Regions from separate parts of the Homo sapiens genome. Here region 2 is linked to region 1. A link is an interaction called in ENCODE POLR2A ChIA-PET data of the cell type or tissue named here. Cell type or tissue: GM12878. All regions are shown on one strand. Each heading gives the region's core, and the rest is flanking DNA. Links, peaks and the distances in the headings are about the cores only. Region 1 overlaps ZNF594-DT (ZNF594 divergent transcript). Region 2 overlaps CAMTA2 (calmodulin binding transcription activator 2).

Region 1 (10,255 bases), core at 4,627-7,126:
TACTAAAAATACTAAAATTAGCTGGGCATGGTGGCGGGCGCCTGTAATCCCAGCTACTCAGGAAGCTGAGACAGGAGAATCACTTGAAGCTGGAAGGTGGAGGTTGCAGTGAGCCGAAATCGCACCACTGTGCCCCAGCCTGGGCGATAGAGTGACTCTGTCTTGAAAAAAAAAAAAGAACTGATGCTTTACTCATACCACAAATCAGTGGATTATAGTTTTCCTTATAATAATTACTATCTGATCTTCTTTGCAATACAAACAAGATTGTTTTCAGGAAATGCACTGGTATTACCAACAACAAATTTTACAAATCATGTGTATTCGATAGGATGCTTTAGGCTGCAAAGAACAGACTATCCAACTAAAGATAACTTACACAATGAGGAGTTTATAATTTCACAAAGCAAGAAGTCTAGAGGTAAACACTCCAGAATTCAGCAGCTCCATAATTTAGGGGTGTGGACTAATTTCAAATTGCTTAGCCTTATCCTCATGGTGGCAAAATAGCTGCCACAGCTCCAAGCATCTGTACATGATAACATTCAAAGTTAGAAAGAAAATGTGCATTACTAACATGTATCTTTTTTTTTTTTTTTTTTGAGATGGAGTCTCATTCTGTCACCAGGCTGGAGTGCAGTGGTGCGACCTTGGCTCACTGCAACCTCTGCCTCCTGGGTTCAAGCGATTCTCCTGCCTAAGCCTCCTGAGTAGCTGGGACCACCACACCCAGCTAATTTTTGTATTTTTAGTAGAGACAGGGTTTCACCATGTTGGCCAGGATGATCTTGATCTCTTGACCTCATGATCCACCTGCCTCAGCCTACCAACATGCTGGGATTACAGATGTGAGCCACCGCGCCTGGCTGTATCGTTTTATTAGGGAGGTGAGCCCCCAGCAACTTTCCCTAATGTCTCATTGGCCTGGAGTGGTCCACATACCCAGGGTTTTAGTCCATTTGGTCTACTATAACAAAATTCCTTAGACTGGATAATTTGTTAAAAACAGAAATGTTGCTGAGAGTTCTGGAGGCTGGGGAGTCCAAGATCAAGGCGCCAGCAGATTTGGTGTTTGGTGAGGGCTCACTCTGTGCTTCACACCTTCTCACCGTGTCTTCACATGATAGAAGGGGAAGACAGCTTTCTGGGGCCTCTTTTATATTATTTTATTTTTTGAGACAGAGTCTTACTTTGTCACCCAGGCTGGAGTGCAGCAGCACAATCATAGCTCACTGCAGCCTCAAACTCCTGGGTTCAGGTGATCCTCTCACCTCAGCCTCCTGAGTAGCTGGAACTACAGGCACATGCCACCACACCTGGCTGTTTTTTTTTTTTTTTTTTTGAGACGGAGTCTTGCTCTGTCGCCCAGTCTGGAGTGCAGTGGCATGATCTCAGCTCACTGCAAGCTCCACCTCCTGGGTTCACACCATTCTCCTGCTTCAGCCGCCCAAGTAGCTGGGACTACAGGCACCTGCCACCACAACTGGATAATTTTTTTGCATTTTTTTAGTAGAGACAGGGTTTCACCATGTTAGCCAGGATGGTCCTGATCTCCTGACCTCATGATCCACCTGCCTCGGCCTCCCAAAATGCTGGGATTACAGGCATGAGTCACCGCGCCCGGCCTATTTTTTTTCTTTCTTTCTTCCTTTTTTTTGGTAAAGATGGAGTCTCACTATGTTGCCCAGGCTGGTCTTGAACTCCTGGACTCAAATAATCCTCTTGTCTCAGCCTCCCTAAATGCTGGGATTACAGGTATGAGCCACCGCACCCAGCCTGGGTCCTCTTTCATAAGGGCATTCATCCCATTCATGAGGGCAGGGCCCTCATGATCTAATCACCCCAAACACCCTGCTTCTTAATACCATCATCTTGGGGGTTAGATTTCAACATACGAATTCTGTGGGGACACAAACATAGACCATAGCATTCTGCCCATGACCTCACAAAATCCATGTCCTTCTCAAATGCAAAATAGATTTATTCCATCCCAATAGCCCTAAAAGTCTTAACTCATTCCAATAACAGCTTTAAAGTCTAAGTCAACATCTCAACTAAATGTTGACTCATTCCAAGTCTGGGCAAAAGTCAAGATATGATTCATCCTGAGGCAAATTGCTCTCCAATTATGAGCCTGTGAAATCAAACTACTTATACAATGTAAGTATGCTTCCAAAATACAATGGTGGGACTGACATAGGATAGAAATTTCCATTCCAAAAGGGAGAAATAGGAAAGAAGAAAGGGGTGATGGGTCCCAAGTAAGTCCGAAACTCAACATGGCAAACAACATTAAGTCTTAAGGTTTGAGAATAATGTTTGACTTGACGTCCTACCCCCCAGATATTGGGATGGGGGTTGGGCCTCCAAGACTCGGGGCGGCCCCCCCATGGCTTTGCTGGGCACAGCCCACTCTGCAGCTTTCATGAGTTGGAGTCTCGGACCTGCAGCTTTCCCAGGCTGGAGTTGCACGCTGGTGGCCCTAACATTCTGGGGTCTTGGAGGCACCCCCGTCCCCATGGCTGTGCTGGGCATTGCCCTAGTGGGGGCTCTCCGCAGTGGCCCTGCCCCTTTGGCGGTGCTCCGTCTGGGCCTCAAGATTCCCCCAGGAATCCTTTGAAATCTAGGTAGAGGTAGCAATGCCCTCACAGCCCATGCACTTTGCGCAGCTGTGGAGATAAAACTGCTTGGACACCACCATGCTTTACTGTCTATGCCTCCCAGAGGGATGGCCTGAGTCACAGCTGGGCCCACTTGAGTCACAGCTAGGGTATGCCAGGAGCCCTGCACCAGAATGCAGGGAGCAGAGCCTTGAAATCGCTTTGACTTCAAGGTCCTAGTTTTCTGGGCCTGTGATGGGCAGGGCAGCCTCTAAAGATCTTCGGAATGGTTTCAGGGTCCTTCTTCGCTGTGATGCTGAGCATCTGGCTTCCATCTCCCCACACTAACCTCCTTATCAAAAGTTTCCTTGGTCACATTCTTGGTGTTTTCTCTTCAACAAGCTTTTTCATTCTTTACAACATGGGCAGGTTGGTAAATTTCTAAATATTTAAATTCTGCTGCTTTTTAAATCATAAATAACATCTTTGGCCGGGGGCGGTGGCTCATGCCTGTCATCCCAGCATTTTGGGAGGCTGAGAAGGGCACATCGCCTGAGGTTAGAAGTTCGAGACCAGCCTGGCTAACATGGTGAAACCCCGTCTCTACTAAAAATACAGAATTAGCCAGGCGTCGTGGCACAAACCTGTAATCCCAGCTACTCAGGAGGCTGAGGCAGGAGAATCACTTGAACCCAGGAGGTGGAGGTTGCAGTGAGCCAAGATCGCGCCACTGCACTCCAGCCTGGGCAAAAAGAGCAAAACTCTGTCTCAGAAAGAAAGAGAGAGAGAGAGAGAAAGAGAGAGAGAGAGAGAAAGAGAAAGAAAGACCATCTTTAATTGGTTTCTCTCTGCTAGCATTTTACTACAGGCATTCAAGAGAAGCTTTGCCGCACTCTCAACACTTTACTCAGATATTTTTTCCACCGAATATCCTATTTCATCACTCAGAATTTCTACCTTCCATAAAACACTAGGACATACAATTCAGCCACATTCTTTGCCAGATAATCAGGATCATTTTTCTGCCAGTTTCCAATAACATGTTCTTCATTTCCATCTGAGACCTCATCAGAATGGCCTTTAACATCCATACTTCTACTAGCCTTCTGGTACAACCTCTTAGGTAATCTCTAAGAAAACTGAGGCTTTCTCTGTAGCTCTCCTCTTCTTCTGAGCCCTCACCAGAATCACCCTTCACAATCTATTTACAACAATACAGGCTTATTTTGTGTGTGAGACAGAGCCTCATTCTGTCACCCAGGCTGAGAGTGTAGTGGCTCGATCTCAGCTCACTGCAACCTCCGCCTCCCAGGTTCAAGCGATTATCTTGCCTCAGCCTCCCAAGTAGCTGGGATTACAGGTGCCCACCACCACACCTGGCTAATCGTTGTATTTTAGTAGAGATGGGGTTTCACTATGTTGGCCAGCCTGGTCTTGAGCTCCTGACCTCAAGCAATCCACCTGCCCTGGCCTCCCAAAGTGCTGAGATTACAGGCATGAGCCACCGCGCCCAGCCAATTTTGACTCTTTAAAGAGATTCAAATAATCTCTTAAGTCAGTAGTCCAAAAGGCTACGACCAACAATTTTGGTTTATCTTCCCGTTGAAAGGATCCTCCATACAGAACTCCACATCCAAACCTATTCATGCTGTATCAACAACTTTAGAACCCAGTAACTCCAGGAGTCTGGTTATTATGACAAATGAATACAGTGGACCATCTCTTCTGCCGAGGCGACAGTTCCCTCATTTAACCCCACTAATAGCTAGATAATCCCCTAAAGACAGATTTAAAAAAAAATTTCTTGCCGGGCGCCATGGCTCACGCCTGTAATCCCAGTACTTTGGGAGGCTGAGGCGGATCATAAGGTCAGGAGATCGAAACCATCCTGGCCAAGATGATGAAACCCCGTCTCTACTAAAAATACAAAAATTAGCTGGCGTGGTTGTGCGCACCTGTAGTCCCAGCTACTCGGGAGGCTGAGGCAGGAGAATCGCTTGAACCTGGGAGATGGATGTTGCAGTGAGCTGAGATTGTGCCACTGCACTCTGGCCTGGCGAAAGAGCAAGACTGTATCTCAAAAACAAACAAACACAATTTCCATTTGTTTTTGTGATGTATGTTGCATCATAGTACTATTTCTGCGTGAACATGTCTCCTGAATTGGAGTTTGCTTCTGTTTATAACCTATTCCATCTGCTTTCCCTGAGTGCACATGTGTGTGCTCTGCCATGGCTAAGCGGCAGAATGGAATCTCACTTAAATTAACAGTTGATTGCCAAACACCCTCCAGCATAAATAGGTAACCGTTGACTGTGGTCGCATTTCATTTTACTGGAGCAGAGTGTACATACAACTATGTGCCAAACTACTGTCAGAAACAGCCAATTAATATCGCTGCACCCTTCCCCTTCAACTGTAAAACTCAACCTCTCATATTGACCAACGTATTTCTTTTTTTCTAGCTGGGATTATAGGCTCCCACCACCACGTCCGGCTAATTTTTGTATTTTTAGTAGAGATCGGGTTTCGCCATATTGGTCAGGCTGGTCTCGAACTCCTGACCTCAGGTGATCCACCTGTCTCGGCCTCACAAAGTGTTAGGATTACAGGCATGAGCCACTGCGCCCAGCCTGATCAACATATTCCATTGCCAAAATTTAATGCCATTAAAGTTTTAGATCAGCTACACTTGAACAATTAAATATTCTATGAATAATTTTAAAAAGCCCTAAACTGGTAAAAATAAACTCTCATTTACAAAGTGAACTATAAACTAACAGCCTTTAAGTTGTTTTAACACTAGATCCCTCTGTATTTTTTTTTTTTTTTTTACAAATTAGGTGTTAGTGGAACATGGTTTTAACAAAAATTGCAGAAGGTAGTATTTAAGAATAACGAAATTCCCCTGATGTTAAAAAAGGTTTATTTGCATAACTTGTACACTTTTATCCCCAATGAGCCCCCAAACAAAAATAAATTTTCCGATACATGTAATGTTGATACTGTACAAAGCCATTCTCAGTGACCAAGAAAAACTTCCTCTGAGAACATTTAAGATAAATGTGACCCTGCTTTTCACAGTATTGTTTAGAAAAGAAAATGAACATTTCATACAGCAACTCACTGTTGTATTGTATCACTAGTCTACTTTATTTTTTTTTCTTTTACTAGTCTAATAATTTCACAATTCTTTACAATTTGAGATTTGGGAAAAACAACGACAAAAACATCAAGGATATGTACTTTTTTTTTTTTTTTTTTGAGACAAGGTCTTACTCTGTCACCCAGGCTGGAGTGCAGCGGCACAATCTCAGCTAACTGCAACCTCTGCCTCCCAGGCTGAAGCCATCCTCCCACCTCAGCTTCCCAAGTAACTGGGACCACAGGCATGCACCACCATGCCTGGCTAATTTTTTTTTCCCCTAAGTTAGTAAAGGCTTCTAACTAACTTTTAAAATTATTTTCTGTAGAGATGGGGTTTTGCCATGTTGCCCAGGCTGGCCTCAAATTCCTGGGCTCAAGTGATTTGTCCTCCTCAGCCAGTTTTTTTGTTTGTTTGTTTGGTTGGTTTTTTTCTTTCTTTTTTTTTTTTTGAGACAGAGTCTTGCTCTGTCGCTCAGGCTGGAGTGCAGTGGCGCGATCTTGGCTCACTGCAACCTCTGCCTCCTGGGTTCAAGTGAGTCTCCTGCCTCAGCCTCCTGAGTAGCTGGGACTACAGGCGTGCACCACCATGCCCAGCTAATTTTTGTATTTTTAGTAGAGATGGGGTTTCACCATATTGGTTAGTCTGGTCTTGAACTCCTGACCTTGTGATCCACCCACTGAGGCCTCCCAAAGTGCTGGGATTACAGGCGTGAGCCACCGTACCCGGCCTGGTATTTTTGGGGTTTTTTTTGTTTGTTTTTTGTTTTTTAAGATTAGCTTTTGACCAGTTGAGGTGGTTCACGCCTGTAATCCCAGCACTTTGAGAGGCCGGATGGCTTGAGGTCAGGAGTTTGAGACCAGCCTGGCCAACATGATGAAACCCCATCTCTACTAAATATATAAAAAAAATAGTCAGGTGTGGTGGTGCGTGCCTATAATCCCAGCTACTCAGGAGGCTGAGACAGGAGAATTGCTTGAACCTGGCAGGTGGAAGGTGCAGTGAGCCAAGATTGCACCACTGCACTCCAGCCTGGGAGATGGACTGAGACTCCTTCTTAAGAAAAAAAAAAAAAAAAAAAAAAAAAAAAAGGCCAGGCGCAGTGGCTCACACCTATAATCCCAGCACTTTGGGAGGTTGAGGTGGGTGGATCACGAGGTCAGGAGTTTGAAACCAGCCTGGCCAACATGGTGAAACCCTGTCTCTACTAAAATACAAAAAATTAGCTGGGCGTGGGAGTGCGCGCCTATAATCCCAGCTTCTCGGGAAGCTGAGGCAGGGGAATCACTTGAATCCAGGAGGCGGAGGTTGCAGTGAGCCAAGATCGCGACACTGCACTCCAGCCTGGCAACAGAGCAAGACACCATCTCAAAATAAATTTAAAAAAAATAATAAATTAGCTTCAGCCACTTTGGAGAGCAATTTGGCAACACCTAGTAAAACTGAAATTGTGGACACTGTAAAACACAGCAACTCCACTTCGGGATAGATACCATAGAACAGCAGTCCCCAACCTTTTTGGCACTAGGGACGGGTTGGGAGGAAAGGGGGGAATGGTTTTGGTATGAAACTGCTCCACTTCAGATCATCAGCCATTACATTCTCGTAAAAGGCGTGCAACCCAGAGTCCTCATGTGTGCAGTTCACAATAAGGTTCGTGCTCCTATGAGAATGTAATACCGCCCCTGATCTAACAGGAGGCAGAGCTCAGGAAGTAATGCTCGCTTGCCCTCCACTTACTTCCTGCTGTGCAGCCTGGTTCCTAACAGGCCACAGACTGTACTGGTCCAGGCCCGGGCAATGGGGACCCTTGCCCTAGAACAGTGAGTCTCAAACCACTTGGTACCAGGTCTCCATTGCACTTAAAAATGATGGAGGGAGCCAGGCTCAGTGGTGAGAGCTTGTAGATCCACCTACTTAGGAGGTTGAGGTGGGTGGACTGCTTGAGCCCAGGAGTTAGAGGCCAGCCTGGGCAACATAGCAAGACTCAATCTCTACAAAAACTAAAAATAAAAACGTTAGCCAGGCATAGTGGTGAGCACCTGTAGTCCCAGCTACTTGGGAGGCAGAGGCGGGAGGATCACTTGAGCCCACGAGTTTGAGGCTGCAGTGAGCTATGGTGCCACTGCACTCCAGCCTGGGCAACAGAGTGAGACCCTCTCTCCAAAAAATAATAAAATAACTATATTTTCCCAAACAAAAAAATTAGTGAGAAAAGTGTCACTGTGTATGTTACATTTTTTTTTTCAAATCTCATATCTGGCTTAATAGAAAACATCTGAATTCTCCTATCTGCTTCTGCCATCAATTTGTTGCAATGTCGTATGTCATGTAGCCTCATGGAAAGGTCCATTGAACATTCGTGAGAAGAGTGAGCATGAAAAAGGCCAAATAACATCTTAATATTATTATGAAAATTGTTTTGGTCTCATGGCCCAGACCACTCTTTGAGAACCACTGCCCTAGAGAAACTCAAGTGTATGTATAAAACGTTCTTTGTAGTATTATTTGTTATAATGAGAAGGTGGAACCAACCTATCTGTCCATCAATGAGGGACTATAAGATCCACAGGGACTACACTGGTGTTGCTTTGCTCACCATTGCATTTCCAGTAACTTAGCATATATTAGCACACAATAGGTGCTCAGTCAACTTTTGTGGAAGTAGAGAAGGAAGGGAGAGAGGCAGAAAAGAAGAAAGTGAGGAGGTACAAATATTGTTCTGCAACCTGCTATTTTAATTCAACTCTACCTCATGGACATCTTTTCACAGATTTAGACTCTTAGTTCACAGGGTAGGAAAGCACAAAGGCCATAGGACTCTTGCATAATGGGAAGCTTATTTTTCTATTGTCTAAAAATAAAGGCGTATTTAAGATGTCTCTTTAGGCAGGGCGTGGTGGCTCACGCCTGTAATCTCAGCACTTTGGGAGGCCGAGGTGGGTGGATCACCTGAGGTTGGGAGTTCGAGACCAGCCTGACCAACATGGAGAAACCCCGTCTCTACTAAAAATACAAAAATTAGCCGGGCATCATGGCACATGCCTGTAATCCCAGCAATGTGGGATGCTGAGGCAGGAGAATTGCTTGAAGCTGGTAGGCAGAGGTTGTGGTGATCCAAGATCAGGCCATTGCACTCCATCCAACCTGGGCAACAAGAGCAAGACTTCGTCTCAAAAAAAAAAAAAAAAAAAAAAAAAAGTCTGTTTAATACAACCACGGGCTGCAAATCACTGCCACCTAGTGGTGTATTAAGAAGTTCACACATGGGGCCCTGGCGCGGTGGCTCAGGCCTGTAATTACGGCACTTGAGGAGGCCGACCTGGGTGGATCACCTGAGGTCAGGAGTTTGAGACCAGCCTGGCCAACATGGCGAAACCTCGTCTCTACTAAAAATACAAAAATTAGTTGGGCATGTTGGCGCGCGCCTGTAGTTGCAGCTACTCTGGAGGCTGAAGCAGGCGAATCGCTTGAATCCAGGAAGCAGAGGTTGCAGTGAGCCGAGATTGTGCCACTGCACTCCAGCCTGGGCAACAGAGCAAGACTCCATCTCAAAGCAAAAACAAACAAATGGCCAGGCACAGTGGCTTATGCCTGTAATCCCAGCACTTTGGGAGGCTGAGGCAGGAGGATCACCTGAGGTTGGGAGTTCGAGACCAGCCTGACCAACAAGGAGATACCCTGCCTCTACTTAAAATACAAAATTAGTCGGGTGTGCTGGCGCATGCCTGTAATTCCAGCTACTCTAGAAGGCTGAGGCAGGAGACTCGCTTGAACCCGGGAGGCGGAGGTTGCGGTGAGCCGAGATCGTGCCATTGTACTCTAGCCTGGGCAACAAGAGTGAGACTCCATCTCAAAACTACAAAAACAAACAGACAAAAACTGTCTTTTGTATGCTGCTGAGATGGCTGATGGCTGGGAGCCCCTAGATAACTTCAGGACGGGGGCTAGTTGCCAAAAAGATCAAGGCAGGATCTCCAAGGGAGGGGAGGGAGAGGGGCTGAAGGTTGAGTTCATCACCAATGGCCAATGATTTAATCAATCATGCCTATGTAATGAAGCCTTCATAAAAACCCCAAAGGATAGAGTTCTAGGAGCTTCCAGATAGCTGATCACATGGAGGATGGTGGATGGTTCCTGGAGGATGGCACTCAGAGAGGGCATGGAAGTGCCACACACCTTTCTGCATACCTTGCCCTATGCATCTCTTCCATCTGGTTATTAACCTATATCCTTTGTAATATCCTTTATCATAAATGGGTAAATATAAGTAAGGTGTTTCCCTGAGTTCTGTGAGCTGTCCTGGCAAACCCTAGGAGGGATTTGTGGGAACCTCACTTTAGAGCCAGTTTGTCAGAAATACAGGTCACAGCCAAGAGTTTACAATTGGCATCTGAAGTGGGCAGTAGTCTTGTGGGACTGCGGGATCTAACACTATCTCCAGGTAGATAGTGTCAGATTGAATTGAATTAGAGGACAGCTATCTGGTGTCTGCTAGAGAATTGCTCAG
Region 2 (10,255 bases), core at 908-3,407, 220 kb after region 1:
CACAGGAATGAGATTTTTGGAGAGTAAAATAATTCACAAAAAAATGTTAGACTTTTGTCTTAGGACAAAAGAAGGGTTCTTAGGAGGGCAGTGGGTCTTGCTGGGTCCAGATACCTAGAAGCATCCTCCACTAGCTGCCAGAACTCAGCAGAGAGTGAGACACTGACAGGATGACCAAGAGGCCAGGCTGAGACTCTCTGTGAAGGAGATGCCCAGCTGAGTGCCTCCTCTCCTACAGGAGATTGCATCCTACCTGATCACCTTTGAGAAGCATGATGAGTGGCTGTCTTGTGCCCCAAAGACAAGGTGAGAAAGTTTGAGAACATGGGGGAGTGGCAGGGGTCCTGGGTTCTGTTCACAGAACTCCAGGGCAACCCTTCCCTTCCCAGGCCTCAGAATGGCTCCATCATCCTCTACAATCGCAAGAAGGTGAAATATCGGAAGGATGGTTACCTCTGGAAGAAGCGGAAGGATGGGAAGACCACCCGAGAGGACCACATGAAGCTGAAGGTCCAGGGCATGGAGGTAAGAGAGTCAGATATTCAGCTCATCTTCCCGAGCCTGCCCTCCTCCACCCTTAGCTGGGCTCTAGCCCGACCTGGGCTTGGTGGCATTGTCCACCTCAGTCCCCTCCCAGTTACTCTTCCCTTCTCACTCACTTTGGGTCGGCTGACATTGCTTTGGCCACTCTCCACTTCCCATTTCCCTCCGTGACTCAACTATCCAGGCCGTAGGCCATGCCTCCCTTCCAGAACACTGATGCCCAGGCCCCTCACTGCTCTTGTGTTTCCCTCAGGGATCCCAGCAATGATGCTCTCAGCACAGGTTTCTCTTCCCCAAATCATTGCCCCTCATCTCAGATGCATTCTTGCTCTGCCCTCTGGTTTCTAGATAGTCCCGTATCTCAAATCTGGTCCTCACTATAAGGCCCCAGCCCCACTGCTCATCTATGACTCAGGGTGGCTGGGATTCAAAAGGGGTGGGGAATAGGTGGGGGCGAGGGTGGGGGAAGGGTTGAAGAGGAACTGGTGGAAAGATTGGGATTCCTGCAAAGGGACTGAACAGAGGAAGAGTTGGGGAGCAGACTAGCCCTCCCCCCACCCCAGCCTGTCTCCTGGCAGTGTCTCTATGGCTGCTACGTTCACTCTTCCATCGTCCCCACATTCCATCGGCGCTGCTACTGGCTGCTCCAGGTAAGGACGGAAGAGCCCAGGGAGCCACCCTCTTCCTGACTCTTTGAGGGACACGGGTCTGAAAGAAGGAAGTGAAAGGATGGCTGAGTTCTGAGTGAGGAAAGGAGCCTGGGAAGAAGAGAAAGGGGCTTGGGGATGGAGAGAGTCAGAAATTGGGGGCGAGGTTAGGAGGGTGCCCAGGAAGAAAGTGAGGATTAGGAAGCCAAGCCCCTGGACCTCAGGACCCCATGGCTCTGTGTGTCCCCTTATACTCTCAGAACCCTGACATCGTCCTTGTGCACTACCTGAACGTCCCAGCCCTGGAGGACTGTGGAAAGGGCTGCAGCCCCATCTTTTGTTCCATCAGCAGCGACCGTCGAGAGTGGCTGAAGTGGTCCCGGGAGGAGTTGTTGGGACAGCTGAAGCCCATGTGTAAGGCAGCAGGGTGGGGATAGAGCTCCAAGGGGAGAGTAGAAACAGGGCTCCCAGAGGGGCCATGGTTCTGGACCCAAAGCCTGAGGGCTGATCATCTCCCTCCAAGCTGGGAGGGTGCTAGGATTCCCGGTGTGTTCTCAGGTATTAGAATACGGAGAAAGGACTAAAGCAACATATCTGAGCAGTCTTGAGGCTGCTGGCCTCTGTTCACCTGGCCAGAAGTCTTGAAGCATGTCAGGTGCTTGGAGGAGCCATCAAGGTACTCTGGGGCCTGTTTCGTGGGGATCCCACAGCACTTCCCCCTAACTTCTCTAGTTCATGGCATCAAGTGGAGCTGCGGGAATGGAACAGAAGAGTTCTCTGTAGAACACCTGGTGCAGCAGATTTTGGACACCCACCCAACCAAGCCTGCTCCCCGAACCCACGCCTGTCTCTGCAGTGGGGGGCTTGGTAAGTTACTCCCTGACCTTTTGGCTGTCTTCCCACCTAGCCACACTGCTCTTACGCAAGCCAGGGGGATATCCATCTTGATGGGATTTGCATGCTGATTTGCAAGTCTTTTGCATGTCCCAGAAAGATGGGCCAGATGAACAGACGTTCCCATCTGGGTGCACACTGGCTCGGAATCAGCCTTGCACTCAGCTGTCATGGCAGCCTCTGCCCTTCCTGTCTTCTACCTTCAGCAATTCCTGTCCCCTCAGCACCACCAGTGACACCCAGCCTTAGCCTTCCTCCTAGTTGGCACCCCCTTGGTTCTGTTCTTTTGTCCTTTTCCTATGCCTTTAACTTTTGCTTTTAGCTACTCTCCCAAGCCCTCAGTTCTCTGGAGCGTTCCTCTGGTCCTGCTTGTTTTGAGGGGAAATGGAGAGGGGGAGGGGGAATAAAGGGTAGGGGTAGAGAACAGACATTTCTGATGCCTCCCAGTGGCTACAATCAGTATTACACCTCTGGTTTATAGGGACGTCCCAGGAAATACTTTTAAGGGCCTCAAGGTAGAGAAGGTGCGGAATGATGTGTCTTATCTCCTCTCCCTCCTACTCCTCTCCACTCCAGGTTCTGGGAGCCTTACCCACAAATGCAGCAGCACGAAACACCGCATCATCTCTCCCAAAGTGGAGCCCCGAGCTTTAACCCTGACCTCTATCCCCCACGCTCACCCCCCAGAGCCTCCTCCACTGATAGCCCCACTTCCCCCAGAGCTCCCCAAGGCACACACCTCCCCATCTTCTTCCTCTTCTTCCTCCTCATCAGGTTTTGCAGAGCCCCTAGAAATCAGACCTAGCCCTCCCACTTCTCGAGGGGGTTCTTCAAGAGGAGGCACTGCTATCCTCCTCCTGACAGGACTGGAGCAGCGGGCTGGAGGCTTGACGCCCACCAGGCACTTGGCTCCACAGGCTGATCCTAGGCCTTCCATGAGTTTGGCAGTGGTTGTAGGCACTGAGCCTTCTGCCCCACCAGCTCCTCCCAGTCCTGCCTTTGACCCTGATCGTTTTCTCAACAGCCCCCAGAGGGGCCAGACATATGGAGGGGGGCAGGGAGTAAGCCCAGACTTCCCCGAGGCAGAGGCCGCTCATACCCCCTGTTCTGCCCTAGAGCCTGCTGCTGCCCTGGAGCCCCAGGCAGCTGCTCGGGGTCCCCCACCACAGTCAGTAGCAGGTGGGAGAAGAGGAAACTGCTTCTTCATCCAAGATGATGACAGTGGGGAGGAGCTCAAGGGTCACGGGGCTGCCCCACCCATACCTTCACCCCCTCCCTCACCCCCACCCTCACCTGCCCCCTTGGAGCCGTCAAGCAGGGTAGGAAGAGGAGAGGCCTTGTTTGGAGGACCTGTTGGGGCCAGTGAACTGGAGCCCTTCAGTCTTTCATCATTCCCAGACCTTATGGGAGAACTCATCAGTGACGAAGCTCCAAGCATCCCTGCTCCGACCCCCCAGCTGTCTCCTGCTCTTAGCACCATCACAGACTTCTCCCCAGAGTGGTCCTACCCAGAGGTGAGACTCAGGCTTACCTCCTCCCTCCTCCCTCCTATTTGTCTTCTGACTCCCCAAAACAAATTGTATTAACTCTTACCCCGTGGTCTGTGACCTAGTTTCCCTCAGTTTTCATGGCTTCTTAGGCTTCTTAGTCCTCTACCTAATCTCTCTCTTTTTTTTTTTTTTTTTTTTTGAGACAGTTTCGCTCTTGTTGCCCAGGCTGGAGTGCAATGGCACAATCTTGGCTCACTGCAACCTCCGCCTCCCGGGTTCAAACGATTCTCCTGCCTCAGCCTCCTGAGTAGCTGGGATTACAGGTGACCGCCACCACGCCCGGCTAATTTTTGTATTTTTAGTAGAGATGGGGTTTCACCATGTTGGCCAGGATGGTCTCAAACTTCTGACCTCAGGTGATTGCCTGCCTCGGCCTCCCAAAGTGCTGGGATTACAGGTGTGAGCCACCGTGCCCAGCCGCCAATCTCTTTTTTTATGTAGAGTGAAGCTGCTTTCCTGTTTCCAGAGTCCTCAGCAACTTAACCTTTTTTCTGTTCCTCTCCCTTCCATGTGTTAGCATGGTTTCTGGAGTCTCCTAGGACCTCATTCCCTTCCTGACTGTTTTCAGGGGTAGGGAATTGGGGCTGTGCAGCCTGGAGAAGAAAAGAAACATCAGGGATGTGATTGCAGACTTTGAGTAGCTGAAAGACTGTCTTCAGCAGTGGAGAAGTTCTGTTTTATGCTGCCTTTGAGAGGAAAAGGAGGAAGTACAGTGGGGGTGAATTAGCCCAAGAACAGAACTTCCTTCTGGTGACAGCTCTGTGGTAGCTTTGGGGGAGGCCCTGAATTCCCAGCTACTGGCAGATTCAGGTAGAGACCAGGCAACCACTTGGCAGGAATGTTGGGGAGAGATAGACTCACTGACCTCACCCCACTGGGTCCTGTCTATCCCTGGACCCCCAGACTCTAGCACAGGACCTGCCATATAGTAGATACCCTGTAAGGGTCTGAATAAATGAATGAGTGAGGGGATGAACGCCCAACTCCAGTCACATGGTCTCTGACTTCTGTCTGCAGGGTGGGGTCAAGGTGCTCATCACAGGTCCTTGGACCGAAGCCGCCGAGCATTACTCCTGTGTCTTTGATCACATCGCAGTGCCAGCCTCACTTGTCCAGCCTGGTGTCTTACGCTGCTACTGTCCCGGTATGAGGATTGGGAACCGTAGGGGGAGGGACTGACATGTGGGCAGTTAGGACAGATCAGGACCTCCAGGCTTCCAGAAAGCACTGGGAACAAATGGGTTGTTTTGAGAGCACAAGGACTTCATCCAGTCCTGAGGTTGAGCCCCAAGCTCTCCCAGCAGGCAGAAGAGCCCAGACTTAGGTGTCAGAAGATCGAGGTTCTGGTCCAAGAAGTCTACTCCTTAGCTAACCAGTGACCTCAGATGAGTCTGATCCTTCCTGAGGTCCTTGGCCTCCTCTCCTGTAAGGTTAGGCATTGACCAAAGGGATTTCTAATGTCTGTCCAGGCTTTCTGGCTTAGAGCCAGAGTCTCCAACTCCAATCCAGGGGGAATGAGAAAGAAGAAATGTGGGTTTCCTCTAACCAGTCTTGGGACTGAAGGACATTGGCTTTTAGAACTGTGCTGTCCAGTATGGTAGCCATTAGCCACATGTGCCTATTAATTAAAGTTAAAGAATACTTAAAATTCACTTCCCCAGTCTCACTGACCATGTTTCAAGTGTTCAGTAGCCACACATGGCTCGTGTTACCCTATTGGATAGTGACGATATAGAACATTCTTGTCACTGCAGAAATGTTCTATTGGACAGCACTGGTCTAGACTTCATTGCCAAGGTTCATCTCTGCCCTTTTGCCACCAGCTTTGCCCTTACCCTACACTCAAAAATCAGCCTTACTAGGGGACCTCAAGGACCACCAAAGTGACAGGTTGGCAGCTTTGCTGTCTACGAGTGTGTTCTCCCCCAGTCTCTACAGCAGCATCCAGCATGTGTGTAAGGAAAGGGGATGAGACCAGAGAATCTGGGGACTGGGAGAAAAAGTCTCAGCACCTGGTCTTAGGATCAGGGCCTGCTGGTTCCATGCTTATGGCCACTGGACACTGTTCATGAGCGGCTAGCTCCCCTTTCCTCCATCTCAGTAACAGGGTCATAACTTCCAGACTCTGATCCGGGGATCAAGAGGATTTTCCAACATCAAATTGTTCATAACTAGTCTCTTGACCCTCAGTTTCCAAACCTTCTTGCTGAATAACAAATATCTTCAACTACAGGGTCTAGAATCCAAGGGATCTCTGGCCCATAGTACGTATTAAGTTCTCAAACAAATGGACTCCCTTCCCAGTTAGTGCCAAGGCCACTGAAGCCAGGGGCCTCTTGGCCCACAGCAGGGCAGTAGGGGAAATAACTATGGAATAATTGTCTGTGGCTGACACAGGTAGCCAGAGAAGGAGCCAGGGAAAGAGAGCCCTTCTCGCTGATCCTACCCTCTCCAGCCCATGAGGTAGGGCTGGTGTCTTTGCAGGTGGCAGGGCGGGAGGGGCCCCTTTCTGCTTCTGTGCTCTTTGAGTATCGAGCCCGCCGATTCCTGTCTCTGCCTAGTACTCAACTTGACTGGCTGTCACTGGACGGTGAGTACCCAGCCCTCTGAACCCAAGTATCCAGCCCACAGCCTTTAAGCATGACATGCTCCTAGACCACTCAGGGTTCAGGTGGCCATCACTGAGCCCCCACTTTACCATTTTTTTTTTTCAATTCCTATTTCATTAGTGATTTCTAAATGTGGCAGCAAACTTCCCTTACCTCCTCTTCCCCATAAATCTTGGGGTCATTTTTATACCAGTTCTTGACCTGCCTTCTCCATCCCAAAGGGTGGAATCTAGACAAGGAAGGCTAAGAGGCAGGGCAGGGACAGGGTCTAGAGCAATATATAGGTGCTATGCACAAGTTTATGTACTTATTTATTATTTATTTTTCTCTTCTTTTTTGAGACGGAGTCTTGCTCTGTCTCCCAGGCTGAACTGCAGTGGCGCGATCTCAGGTCACTGCAACCTCCACCTCCTGGGTTCAAGCAATCCTCCTGCCTCAGCCTCCCAAGTAGCTGGGATTACAGGTGCCTGCCACCAAGCCTGGCTAATTTTTTGTGATTTTAGTAGAGATGAGGTTTCGCCATGTTGGCCAGGCTGGTCTCAAACTCCTGACCTCAAGCAATCCACCCCGCCTTGGTCTACCAAAGTGTTGGGATTACAGGCGTGAGCCACCACACCCGGCTGTACTTATATATTTAAATTTCTATTGTTTTTCCTTTTCTGATATAAAGACGTGTTCATTAACAGAAATTTGGAAATTACACAAAAGCACAAAATAGAAAATAAAAATTTCTGGCTGGGCGCGGTGGCTCGTGCTTCTAATCCCAGCACTTTGGGAGGCCAAGGCGGGTGGATCACCTGAGGTCAGGAGTTTGAGACCAGCCTGGCAAATATGGTGAAACCCTGTCTCCACTAAAAATACAAAAATTAGCCAGGCGTGGTGGTGGGTGCCTGTAGTCCCAGCTACTCAGGAGGCTGAGACAGGAGAATTGCTTGAACCCGAGAGGCGGAAGTTGCAATGAGCCAAGATTGTGCCACTGCACTCCAGCCTGGGCGACAGAGCGAGACTCCGTCTCAAAAAAAAAGAAAAAAATTTCCTATACTACTACTTCTCAGTGATATCCATTGCTAATAACATGGTGTACTAACACAAACATAGAGGCACATACATACGTGTATCTATGTGTGTGTGTATTTATTTATTTAAATCTGGGAGTTTTTGTTCCTGTTACTGGTTCTCTCTCTTGTGGCCTTGAACATTGTTTCTGTCTGCACCTGCTGCTTTCTGCTTTCTCAAGGTTAGCTTTTCTCTATCTCTTCCTCTTGGTGTCTTTGTTGTTGCCTCTTGGCTTCTCTCAGTTCTGCTGCCATCTGTGTTATCTTAGTCTCCCTCTGTCCTTACTTCTCTCTCTCCGGAGCTCTGGTCCTTAGTTTCGCCTCACTCTTGGAGCTGGACCCCACACAAAGCCCGAGTGTGTTGGGTTGCTTGTCTCTGACTTGAGTCTGCCTACCTTGGGATCTGGCCAGGCCTCTCAGTCCTGTTCTGTCTCTGTCCTGCCCTGTGACTGTTCATCACCTTATTTCTCTGTCCCTGTCTAATCTACGTTTTACCGTCTCTCCTATGAGTCTCTTCCATCCCTCTTCTTTCCATTTCTTCTTGAACCAATATCTTAACTTGCCTGTCTTTTATCGTCCTTTCTTACTGCTTGTTTGGCACTTTTCCCCCAGCCCTCCTTTGTCCTTTCTCTCCTCTCCTTCACTTTATCTTTTTTGCTCTCTCTCCTCCCTTTGTTTTCCTTGGGTTTCTGTTCATCATTCTCTGTCCTCCTATCACCTGTGTACCTTCATCCCCTTCTATCCTGGCATCTCAGAACATCTCCAACCTTCACCGTTTGTGTCTGTTTTCCTACAGCTCTGATCCCCTCCTGCCTCCCCTTCTTGTCCTTGTTTGATCTCAGGAGGGGACAGATATAGCTTGGGGGGATATGTGTGTACGTGCGTATTTGTATATGGGGCGGGGAGGAGGAGGAGGAGAAATGGACATGGCTATATGGCTATCCATCTCTGTCACCTTCCGTCCCCCACCATCGTCTTTGTGGACAGCTGCGGGGGGCTGGGAGGAAGGGGAGGTACTTTTCAAATCACAGTCCCTGAGCTTTTTGGGGCAGTGGTTATTAAAAGGGAGGGACCCTGGAATCCTTCACCTTCACCATGGGGGACAAAGGTAGTGTCTGCTGCAAAAATTGACAGAACATTTTGCCTAGGAAAAGGCTGGGGGGAAGAGTGTGTACGGGTGGGATTTGGGACATCTGGAGGCTGGATGACCATTTGGGAATCCTACTACCTCTGTACCTTGAAGGAAACAGTTTTGGTTCCAGATCTGGGTTCTAGATCAGTGGGTAGTATTAACAGCCCTAGTTTAAGGACTGAGTCCTGGTGGGCTTTATTTAGGTGAAGGGGTAAAGGAGCTGTTGTTTTGGGGAAGATAAAAGAATATGGTTCTGTGTCCTCATCCCCAGATCTTGGGACAGGTCTACTTTTGGTGTTCAGGGCATCACCTAGACTGCCCACTCAGCCTCCCATACCCGTTCCCCCTCAGACAACCAGTTCCGGATGTCCATACTAGAGCGACTGGAGCAGATGGAGAAGCGGATGGCAGAGATCGCAGCAGCTGGGCAGGTGCCTTGCCAGGGTCCTGATGCTCCTCCAGTTCAGGTACTTCTGTGAGGAGGGAGGTGGTCTACGGTGGGGAGCAGGGGGAGGACACAGCTAAAGAAAACATCTAGTGCCCATGACTCTCCTCCCTCTCCTGTCCCCAGCCTCCTCAGCCTGTCTTCCCTCTCCCTGACGTCACCCTGTTCCCATCCCCACCTTGTGGCAAGAGTGGCTATTCTGGGCACCCTCTTGGCATGACGGGCTTCAGACTATTTCTGGTCTGAAGAAGGGTGGAGGTGAAGGAGAGGGCGGGGGAGGGGTCAGGAGCACTGGGGCTCAGATCTCTGTGGGTCCCAAGTTTCTGAAAGAAGAGGGCTAAGGCTCAGAGAAGGCTCTGGCTTCTGAGGGGGAGAAGCCATGTGTGAACATGGCACTAATCTGAGCTGATGGGAAGGCACATGGGCAAGATTGTGTGAGGTCTGGCTGCTGGAGGAAGTGGCTGTGGGAGCAAGAGACACAGGCCACAGAGGAACTTCAACTGATGGGATCCTAGAGTGGGACATGTGGGGAGGGGGCAAAATTAGAAGCTGGGAGGACAGATGTGAGGTGGCCAAGGCCACCTCAAGCCAGGGGAGTAGATACCTGGGTCTCTGCCTAAGAGTGTGTATATCGCAGGATGAAGGCCAGGGGCCTGGGTTCGAAGCACGGGTAGTGGTCTTGGTAGAAAGCATGATCCCACGCTCCACCTGGAAGGGTCCTGAACGTCTGGCCCATGGAAGCCCCTTCCGGGGCATGAGCCTTCTGCACCTGGCTGCTGCCCAGGGCTATGCCCGCCTCATCGAGACCCTGAGCCAGTGGCGGTGAGCAAGGGCAGCTGGGTGAGGGCTGGGCAGCCTCTGGGACAGAAGTGTCAGGGGACTGAAGAGGAATTGGAGGACCTGGGGCCCTACCAAGAGGGAGTTGGGGTCATTGTGGGAAGGGAGGGGGTTGGGAGAGGACTTATATTTTGGGGAACTTTCATATCCTGACTTACAACACTTTGACTTCTTGACCTCCTTAAGCTAGTGTCCTTGACTGCCTCTTCCCACCGGCCCTGTACAGCTTGCCTCCTAGTGCCTTTACTTCTGATGTTCCTGCTTTGCCCACTTTTTCCCTCATTGGGCTCTGCTGTCTCTCTCCCAAACCCTCCAGGAGTGTGGAGACTGGAAGCTTGGACTTAGAGCAGGAGGTTGACCCGCTCAACGTGGATCATTTCTCTTGCACCCCTCTGGTGAGGATGACGGATTCCTGAGCGCATATGGGGCAGGGAGCAATGGGAACAGCCCTTGAAAAGGAAGATCCTGAGGAATGCAGGGAGTGGGGTGGGCTGGGGCCTGAAGACCTGACTACCTGGAGGAAGAGCCCCTGGCCTCACCTCC

What was found. Peaks named below come from ENCODE experiments on the same cell type or tissue, not always from the same donor. Only the 100,000 strongest peaks of a DNase experiment are listed, where the experiment ranks them.
Region 2: POLR2A ChIA-PET joins it to region 1 with 6 read pairs; 2 of 35 experiments call an interaction of 5 or more read pairs at or near these places.

What each region holds. Positions count from the first base shown.
Region 1 is chr17:5,195,879-5,206,133 of GRCh38, reverse strand. All of the region lies in intron 1 of ZNF594-DT (ZNF594 divergent transcript), which reads right to left. Among named protein-coding and RNA genes, the nearest start is that of ZNF594-DT, 9.0 kb to the right of the region's middle. In GM12878, for the core only: no CTCF peak of the experiment used is centred there; a DNase peak (open chromatin) is centred at 5,603; H3K27ac peaks cover 2,449 bases.
Region 2 is chr17:4,973,027-4,983,281 of GRCh38, reverse strand. CAMTA2 (calmodulin binding transcription activator 2) reads left to right here. Exons shown (of 23, transcript NM_015099.4): 4 at 239-306; 5 at 390-525; 6 at 1,122-1,193; 7 at 1,451-1,604; 8 at 1,923-2,057; 9 at 2,661-3,598; 10 at 4,652-4,778; 11 at 6,090-6,224; 12 at 8,782-8,897; 13 at 9,513-9,697; 14 at 10,029-10,107. LOC124903901 (a long non-coding RNA gene) reads right to left here and starts at 9,568. Exons shown (of 2, transcript XR_007065588.1): 1 at 9,480-9,568; 2 at 8,601-8,922. In GM12878, for the core only: a CTCF peak has its summit at 2,537; no DNase peak of the experiment used is centred there; H3K27ac peaks cover 347 bases.